2 separate regions of the Homo sapiens genome follow, and region 1 is linked to region 2. A link is a contact called in ENCODE Hi-C or POLR2A ChIA-PET data. All regions are on one chromosome and are shown on one strand. Each heading gives the region's core, a stretch centred on a gene start or an enhancer-like site at or near the end of the contact. The rest is flanking DNA. Distances are from core to core; before and after follow the strand shown. Region 1 overlaps LRIG1 (leucine rich repeats and immunoglobulin like domains 1). Region 2 holds the start of THOC7 (THO complex subunit 7).

The links. A loop is a pair of places that touch in the nucleus more often than their neighbours do. ChIA-PET counts read pairs that join two places held with the same protein, here RNA polymerase II (POLR2A). Pooled maps may share reads with other maps.
Region 1: a loop to region 2 is called in a pooled map, with 2.5 times the contacts of the local background. The contact joins the enhancer-like site here to the promoter of THOC7 in region 2. A Hi-C loop is called at or near these places in 1 of 37 single-sample maps with no recorded cell type and 3 of 50 pooled maps. POLR2A ChIA-PET finds 5 or more read pairs at or near these places in 1 of 52 experiments (activated CD8-positive, alpha-beta memory T cell).

The regions. Positions count from the first base shown.
Region 1 is chr3:66,472,594-66,476,957 of GRCh38, forward strand. The region is part of intron 1 of LRIG1 (leucine rich repeats and immunoglobulin like domains 1); the gene reads right to left. Among named protein-coding and RNA genes, the nearest start is that of LRIG1, 26 kb to the right of the region's middle. Within about 2 kb of position 2,983, at least 5 of the 41 ENCODE cell types and tissues checked have a DNase peak (open chromatin) inside an H3K27ac peak, as active enhancers do.
Region 2 is chr3:63,861,129-63,865,239 of GRCh38, forward strand. THOC7 (THO complex subunit 7) reads right to left here and starts at 2,677. Exons shown (of 8, transcript NM_025075.4): 1 at 2,644-2,677. The coding sequence starts at 2,662. ATXN7 (ataxin 7) reads left to right here and starts at 2,739. Exons shown (of 13, transcript NM_001377405.1): 1 at 2,739-3,030. THOC7-AS1 (THOC7 antisense RNA 1) reads left to right here. Exons shown (of 2, transcript NR_104326.1): 2 at 371-691. RefSeq lists silencers at 2,396-2,615, 2,946-3,185, 3,196-3,415.

The DNA.
Region 1 (4,364 bases), core at 1,733-4,232, 2.6 Mb after region 2:
ATAAAATTGCTCCTGGTCATGAGAGCAGGGTGGCCAAATTCCAAGCCTGCCTTTCCGGCAGAAGGTACAACCACGGATTTCACTGGGATAAAGTGATAAGAAAATTCTATAGCAGTGACTCTTGGTTCTTTAAGAATGAAACCTCCAATAATATATTACTTCCTCTGGGTGCGACAGACACAGATTAAAACATCAAAACAAAAAACCCCTTCCCTCCATCTGAGTCATTCATTACACACTATTCTAAACACTCTTGTCTAGGACTTTCCTAGGACCAGGAAAGGATCGGACATTTTGGGCCTTTTTAACTCTCATTTTGACAATTCACTCTCTAACATAATCCAATCAATGAAAATATTAGTACAAAAACCTCATGTTACAGAAATGTATGTCAGAAGATTAAAAAAAAAGCAAACTCAGTGGTGACTCACTTCTGGACGTGTAGTGATTAGGGGTTTTTGTTGTTTTTTAAAGAGACTGAGAAGGGCAATTTTAGGCAAATACCCTTCTGGGTTACAAAAGAGCAATGTATAGGTTTCCTATATGTCCTATTTGAAGAAGAAAATGAAAGTGGTTTGTTTTCAACAAATACATCTGCACAAACAACAGCTTACCTTAGTGCTACTGGCATCTCCTTCATTCCCCATCCACAAAAAATTTTAAGGGACAAATGACATAAGTGGGTGTAACTACCTTTCCAGGCTGGAGCTGCTTGTAAGAAAAACCCTTCCTGGGAAGCCAGAAGTTCCCCAGAGTACGGGAGTCCTCTATCAGCCTCCACTGGAACTTACACACGTCCTTTATTTTTCAACTGTGTGACATCACACCCACAGCTCACTAACATCTCTGTGAGGTCTCCTGGTGCCTGTGCAAAGCCCAAGCATCCAAAATCTATAAAGCTCATATAAAAATCCATGCTTACTTGCATTTGCCACAATGCTCGGCGTTACAAATGGATTAAGTACAAGGTTCCTTCCAATATTATTTTCTAGGTTTATCCTCTCTTTCTCAGCTGCCTCAAAACAATGCAGATCATACAAATACAGACAGCAGATCCCTGGTATTAAATCAGCCAAATTAGAAAAGCGAATTTACCCACAACTTTTCAAGAATACATCCGCTGTATTACAGGGAGGCACGCGACTATCTCTAGCTAAGTATTTTAAAGAAAACACACAGTTTTAAAAGGTCAGCCGTCTGGCCCACAGTGAAGTCACTGACTTTAATAGCTAGCTTATCGACTTGGGATCTCGTCCTGTTCACTTTTTCCACTGGGCTTCTTAAAGTTTACGTGTGTCATGAAATGCTTAGCTAAAGCCAAAAGGCTAAGTTTTTCTTTCTGCAGTACTAAGACGTCGTGAAACACTCTAAATTTAAAAGACCATCTACCACATCATTTTCCCTGTTTAGAGGCGTGGAGCAGTGATGATTTCCCTGGTTCTGGTTGTTGAAATGGCTGAGAAGACACGAAGTCAAGATTCAAAAACCACAAAGTATTTCAGCATGCATTATTGTACACAGACTATGCTGCTATTAAAACATGGAACTTCCTTTTCACTGAAATTACAAGCAGAAAATAGCAGATGCTGCATGCGACCTCCATCCTTGAACATACTAAAATTTTACTATGTCAAATGGAAAACTGGCTGTGAAAATGACTAGGCCACAACACACTTTTATTTCTTTTTTTTAAATCATTCGCCAAAGTCCCTAAAAACAATGCCTCACCTCTTCCACAAGGTCCATCTACGTTCTTTTTTTTTTTTTTTGAAATGGAGTTTCACTCTTGCCACACAGGCTGGAGTGCAATGGTGTGATCTCAGCTCACTGCAAACCCTGCCTCCCTGGTTCAAGTGATGCTCCTATCTCAGCCTCCTGAATAGCTGGGATTACAGGCGCCCGCCACTGCACCCAGCTAATTCTTGTATTTTTAGTAGAAACGGGGTTTCACCACATTGGCCAGGCTGGTCTTGAACTCCTGACCTCAGGTGATCCGCCCGCCTCGGCCTCCCAAAGTGCTGGGATTACAGGTGTCAGCCACAGCACCCGGCCCCATCTACATTCAATGTGGCTGGGTGCATCACCCCACCACACGCCTGTCCCCTCCCCAACCATCCCACTCCCATTTGCAGGTCCAGGTCATTTACTCACAAAGGATGTGTCTTACAGGGTGGACCCTAGCGGCAAATTCCACTTGCTAAACTGTATCTTAACCAAATAATGAATACTGGTACCTGTGGAATATGAGTTCTTTCTTTTAAAGCCAATCACCAGCAAAGGTGGTTAAGAGCCTTGTCAAAAGTCAATTATCAGTAAACTCTTTTTGGAGTTTCAGTTACAGGCAGAAATCTAAGAAACACCATGTGTACTTCTAGGTACTCCACAGCCTCTCTGTGCACTAGAGAGAGACAAGAGCCATTCAATTCACAGAGCATCTTCACATCCAAACAGAAAATCCAAGCCCACTGGTCATACCAAATTGAGACATCCACAAGATCAGCTACATTGAGGCAGCTGCCCTATGAAAACAGCTAGGACTTAGCCTAACACTTGCTATATAACGAACACACAATCTCCCAGGTTCTACCAATCACTCCTTTGACAAATCGAGGTTTGTCAAAGTCTCTGCCTAGCCTGTCCTAAATCAAGTGACTCCAACATGACTTCCCTCCAATAAACATGCTATCATTGGTAGGGAGGTAGAAGGGTGGAGAATGACTTGCGTCTGCATACTGCACACTAACAAAATTAAGTGGGTTTTGTTCTATGCCCTGAGATATAGGGAACCAAACAAAAGGTGGTGGTTGGGGGTGAGAGCAGTTTGCTGGAAAAGGCAGGCACTCAGCTATCAGATGCAACCTGTACTCCAGCTAAGTCTCCCCAAACTGGCTTTCCTTTCTCCTTACTCCCCACCACACTCAGTCCTGAAATATTATCAAAGTAAATAAAAGCTGTTCCAATCCCAGGTCTAGTCCGCATGGCTACACAAACATGACTCTGCGAAACTGTGCTGACAACTGCGTTTACTTGTGGCAAAGTGAACCAGGATCAATAAGCCAAAGTGGCTTTAGATTTGGTTAGGTTTAAGCTCACATAAGCACAGGGAGAAAACCATCCACTCTCAAAGAACTAGTGCAGAAAGCACCTGCACAAACTCGTCAGGATGGTTTATAAGGTCACAAGCACCTGAGAAAAGATCGTTTATTCCTAGGGGCATGAGACAAATGGTAGGCCTGCCCGTCACACTACTAGTGTCAATATTTATCTAAGGCCTGGGTATTCACGATGGTATAAACCAGGCACCTTTTCAATTCAGTTATTCACGTAATTCGCCACTACAAAGCCCCAAAACAGAGATTCTTTACAGCTTGATTTCTTTTCTTCCATTTCCATACACAGGGGGCTGGCTGCAGGACCCATGGTCTATGTCAGCAATAATCCCTGCAGCCTGGGAATAAAGCGTACAATGTATTTCAGAACTACCTATATCAAATGGCATTGCAACTGAGGACAATGAAGAGGTGGGGAAGGGAGACAGAGCACCTGCTTTCTTCCTTCCCATGGCAAGCATGTTTTCCTCACTCGAAATGCGCAGAGATTAAACCCTGTAGTAAAGTAAATGAACCCCAAGAGTCACACCTAGGCATGTCTAAGTGTGACTTACACTGCAGGATTAATTCAGCAACCAATACCCAAAGGTATGTGAAGCTCAAATAGCCCTGTCTGGCCAGTTCCAATTCTCTCCAACTCCTTAATCCTTCACCCCTTCCTCCCTTAGCCTCTCCTCTCCCCCAGATAAGGGCCTAATCACAATTCTCTTTCCCAGGTAAAAGTCAAAAGAAATAAGTAGTCCATTAGTATCAACTTTAAGAGGTCCAAGAGACCTCTGAAAAACAGCTGTGGAAACCAGGTTCACAAATGGATTTCTCCAAGTCTCTTCCTATCTCTCAAAGTCCTCAAATCCCCTTTTTCCAAGATGCCACACTGCAGTTCCTCAGTCAAATCTGCTGGCCTCTTCCTGCGAGACACACTGCTGTGTAAATCAAAGCACTAGAAAAAGATGGCTGTCTCTCCAGGGTCACATTAAAGAACCTGCCTCAAAACACTCTTTAAAAGTTGCTGGCTGAGTGACATTAAATGGATTTCTCAAGCCAGCTTTCTATAATTCACTAAACCTAGTTTTCTGATTCCATACGCAGGATTCTTCCCAACTACACTGGTATCTATACCAAAATCCTCATGAGGACTCTGGATCCTCTGTGCAGCCCGGTAGGGATCATCCTACTTATACATCCCAGCAGGCTGCAAAACACTTCCGTTCCCTTCAAAGTGAAATTGTGATGGCAACTGATGCACTGTGACGC
Region 2 (4,111 bases), core at 1,427-3,926:
AAACAATCCGCTGATGTGGATTTTATTATTATCTCCGTTCAGAGACTGAAGCTGAGACAGTCTGTAAGTGGCAGGGTAGAGATTCCTGTGGCTTTTAAGGATGTGGGGGGGCACTTGACTGCAGTCATTACTTTAGAACTCATCTTCTGTCCCTATCTCCCATCTGACAAAGCCTGTTGCTCCTTTGGACATCTCAATCTCAATAAATAGAAAAGTAGCACTAACAGGCACACAGTGAAGTCAAAAACCTGGGATCATCCTAAATCCCTTCTCCCACCATCCATTCAATACCTGAAGTCCTGACATTCTACCTCACAAATTTCCCTATTTCCCTCCCACCTGTCCTCTTTGCATTCCCTCTTGGTCACAGTCCTCATTGTCTCTCACCAGGGCCACTGCAGAAGTAGCAGACACAGGACGCATAATAGTGAAGAGCAGGAACTCGGCAGGTGGTCTCCCTGCCTTTGACCCTCTATAACTACTATCTGTGCGACCTTAGGCAAGCTAACCTGTGTCTGTTTCATCTGTAAAATGGGGATAACAATTAGAATAATACCTAACAGCACTACGTAAACGTTAGTAAGTGGCGAGGAAACTTAGCTCCTCATTTTCTCTTCCTCTAATCATTCTGCACATAACAGAGACAGTGTGTATGTGTGTGTGTGTTTTTTTTTTTTTTAATGAGACACGGTCTCACTCTGTCACCCAGACTGGAGTGCACTGGCGCGATCTTGGCTCACTGCAGCCTCAACCTCCCAGGCTCAAGTGATCCTTTCTCCTCAGACTCCCAAGTCCTGGGACTACAGGTGTGTGCCACTGTGCCAGACCAATTTTTTTGTATTTGTAGACATGGGGTCTCACTATGTTTTCCAGGCTGGTCTTGAACTTCTGAGCTCAAGAGGTCCGCCTGCCTTGGCCTCCCAAAGTGTTGGGATTACAGGCGTGAGCCACTGTGCCCGGCATGTGTGTGTGTTTTAATGCCAATCTGATTAACACCACACCAGTGTTAAAACTTTTAATGGATTCCTATTGCCCTTAGAGATCTCTGGCTCATAACTTTCTAAATTCTAGCAATACTTGTCAGCTTTGAGTTCTTCCAACATCTTGGGGTCTTTATACAAGTGGCTACCAACCCAGAACACCAGTCCAATATCTATTTATTCTTCAAAAATGGGATTAACTTCGAGGAGGCTTTCTCATTTCCATTGATTGGATAAATAATCTTTGTTACATGTTCCTACAGTTCCCAACCTTGTACTTCCTTGTGGTAATATTTGTCACTCTTAAAACTCATTAGTCAATGTTTCTTTCCCTTCAGACCAAAATTTTGGAGAGGGAAAAGTTCTTGCTTGTTAGTTCTGGGTTGTAATCCCAAAGCCTAGTCCAGGAAGGATAAATATCCACTAAATAAATGAAACTGGAATGAAGCAAAGCTGAAATTCCACATGAAGTTCCTGGGTCTTTAGTAGCCTCCCACCTCCACTACTCTTTATCAGTCTGGAAATTTGGGCCTATCACTGTTCTTCCCATGGCCAGGCCCTTTAATGTGGAGACCCTGGTGGTCTTCAACTCTTAAGAAGTGGCCTCTCCACAGGCATTTACAGTTACCGGTCACCATCTCCTGAAAAACACCCAAGAGCCCTAGATATCCCCTTCCCAGATATCAAAGGACCTCCTTCCTCCCTAACCAGATACCTTGTAGGTTCTCCCTCCAGTTGCCAATCATGCCCCTTCCCCCAAAGTGTCACCTTATTTCCGCTCTCAGTCCATAGACCATCTCCCTTAGACTGTCCACAAACCCAGCCTTTGCCCCTCTAAATTCATCCCAGCTGACAACCACCCTTCCTAACACACACACATACATCTTTTATCGTCCTGATCTACCCTAGACGGTCTCATCACTATACTGGCTCCTCCTTACCCCCGTAAATCTCCCAGGTACACTTCCTGATCACCCTCCGGATACCTCATCCCTATCTATTCCTTTTATAAATAATTCCCTGCTCCTCCTTCTCACCCACAATCCACTCGCAGTTCAAGGCCTCATTGCCATCGACTCCACTGTCTGTGAGTGCTTCCCAATATGCCCCAGGACCCCTCCTGGTGTCACGCTCTGTATCCTGACACCCCTTGTAGACGAGTCCCGAAATTCCCGCCCCGTCCCTGGAGCTCCCACTCCCTCCCAGACCTCCACAAACCTTCCAGGCCCCCAGCCCTAAGCCCGGCACCACTGTCCACCCTTCGCGGCTCCTGGGTCCTCACCGCGCCCCTAGACAAACCCGGACTCCCTCTGGTCCCACCCGCCCTTGCACCGCTTCTAGCCGTCTCGGCCACCCACGTGTGTTCCCAGCCCACCGACCACGCTCCCGGCACACCCTATAGCCCCGCGCTGCCTCCGGGAGAGCGGACGGGGAAAGCCGAGGGTCTCCGAGGGGCGCTCGGGCTCTGGCGAGAGGAGGAAGGACTCAGGGAAGCAGCCGGGGAGGCCCGGGGCTCCGGGGAGAGGTCGGGAAGGCCGAAGCGCTCTGGCGAAGAGGCCGGGGAGGCCGAGGGGTTCCCGGAAGCGGGCCGGGAGGCCAGGGGTCTCAGGGGAGGCCCAGCGGGCCGTGCAGCGGGCGCGTGTGGCGGCGAGCGGGGCCTCACCGTCAGTCACGGCTCCCATGGCGTGCGCGGCGGCGGCGGCGGCGGCGGCGGCGCAAGCTGAGGCGGCGGTTGGCGGCGGCGGAGGTCAAACTCCCACAATGCAGCCGGGTAAACAGCCATGGAGGAGGAGGCGGCGGCGCCCGCGGCCGCCTGCTCCGACGCCTGAGCCGCGCCGCGCCGCGCCGCCGCCGCCGCCGCCGCCGCCGCGGGACCCGCGCTCCCCGCGCTCCCGGTACTCCCCGGGGGCGGCCGCGGCCGGCGCGAGTTGGGGCGAGGCTTGGCGGCCGGCGGCGGCCCCGGCTGCAGCCCGGGCTCCCGCCGCCCCCCTTGCAGCCCCCGCCCGGCCCACGCCCAGAGGCCGCCCCGGAGGCCGCAGCCAGCCGCCAGGTGAGCTCGCCCGGACGCCGCCAGGGCTGCGGGGGTGCGGCGGGAGCTGCGGGCCGCCCGCAGTCGGGGTCCCGGCTTCTTCCCCGGGAAGGTGACTGCGGCCCCGCCGCCCCATCCAGGGTGACGCTGCTAGGGGTGGGCTCGTTTCCCTGGGGGGTGGGGAGGGTGACGGGGACGCCCGGATCCGGCTGAGCCCAGGAGAGGCGGGACTAGGGGTACCGAGGGGGGCGCGTCGCTGGGGGTCCCCGCGAAGTTGGCGCCCACGCGCGCTGGGGCGGGTCTCGAACGCCGGCACTTGCGCGGGGCGCGGCCGGCAATCAAAAAAGGCCCCGGGTTCCAGGTCGCGCGGTTCCGGCCCCTGCGGCCGCCCCCTTCCTTCCTGGGCTCGGCGGGTGCGGGAAAAAGGGTGAAAGAGAAACTTGGCGACCTCCCGGAGGAGTTCGCGAAGCGACCAGGAGCGTGTTGCCATCGTCCTCACCCGGCACCCAATTCCACCACAGAGTCGGGATTTCGTCGGTGATCGTGATGGGGTGCTTTTATTTTTCTCTTTGATTTTCAAAAAATGTCTATGTGACTGTCCCTATCTTAAGGGGAAGTTGAAAGTGGGGGCGGGGGTGCTCAATGAGAAACGTTGCCTTGTGTGTAGTTGTTTGGAGCACACTGCAAATTATATTGGCATCTCTTTCCAAAAGTCACTTTGATTCAACTTCGATAGCTTTCTCGTAAATGGCACGTTTAGGTGGTGAGAGGTGGATGAGGAAACAGGCACCAGTGCAGCTGATTTGACCTCCAGTGGGATAGATACGATTAGCACCAGGATCGTGTCTCATTTTGAACCCAGGTTTGTTATTTTATTCAGCCATACCGTTGTTTTCCAATTTTCCTGTCCCCCAAGTAGATCTTGCATCTTCATATCCGGGATGAAGAAGTTGTGTAGGATAAACTTGGTTGTTTCACTTTCCTTACTAAATTTAGGTACATTCTCCCTGTTTTCCCCCAGTTCTTTCAAAGAGGAGAAGTTGCAGATGCAAATGTATTAAAGTGAAGTGTGTTTAACCTCTAGCAAGAAATATGTACAATT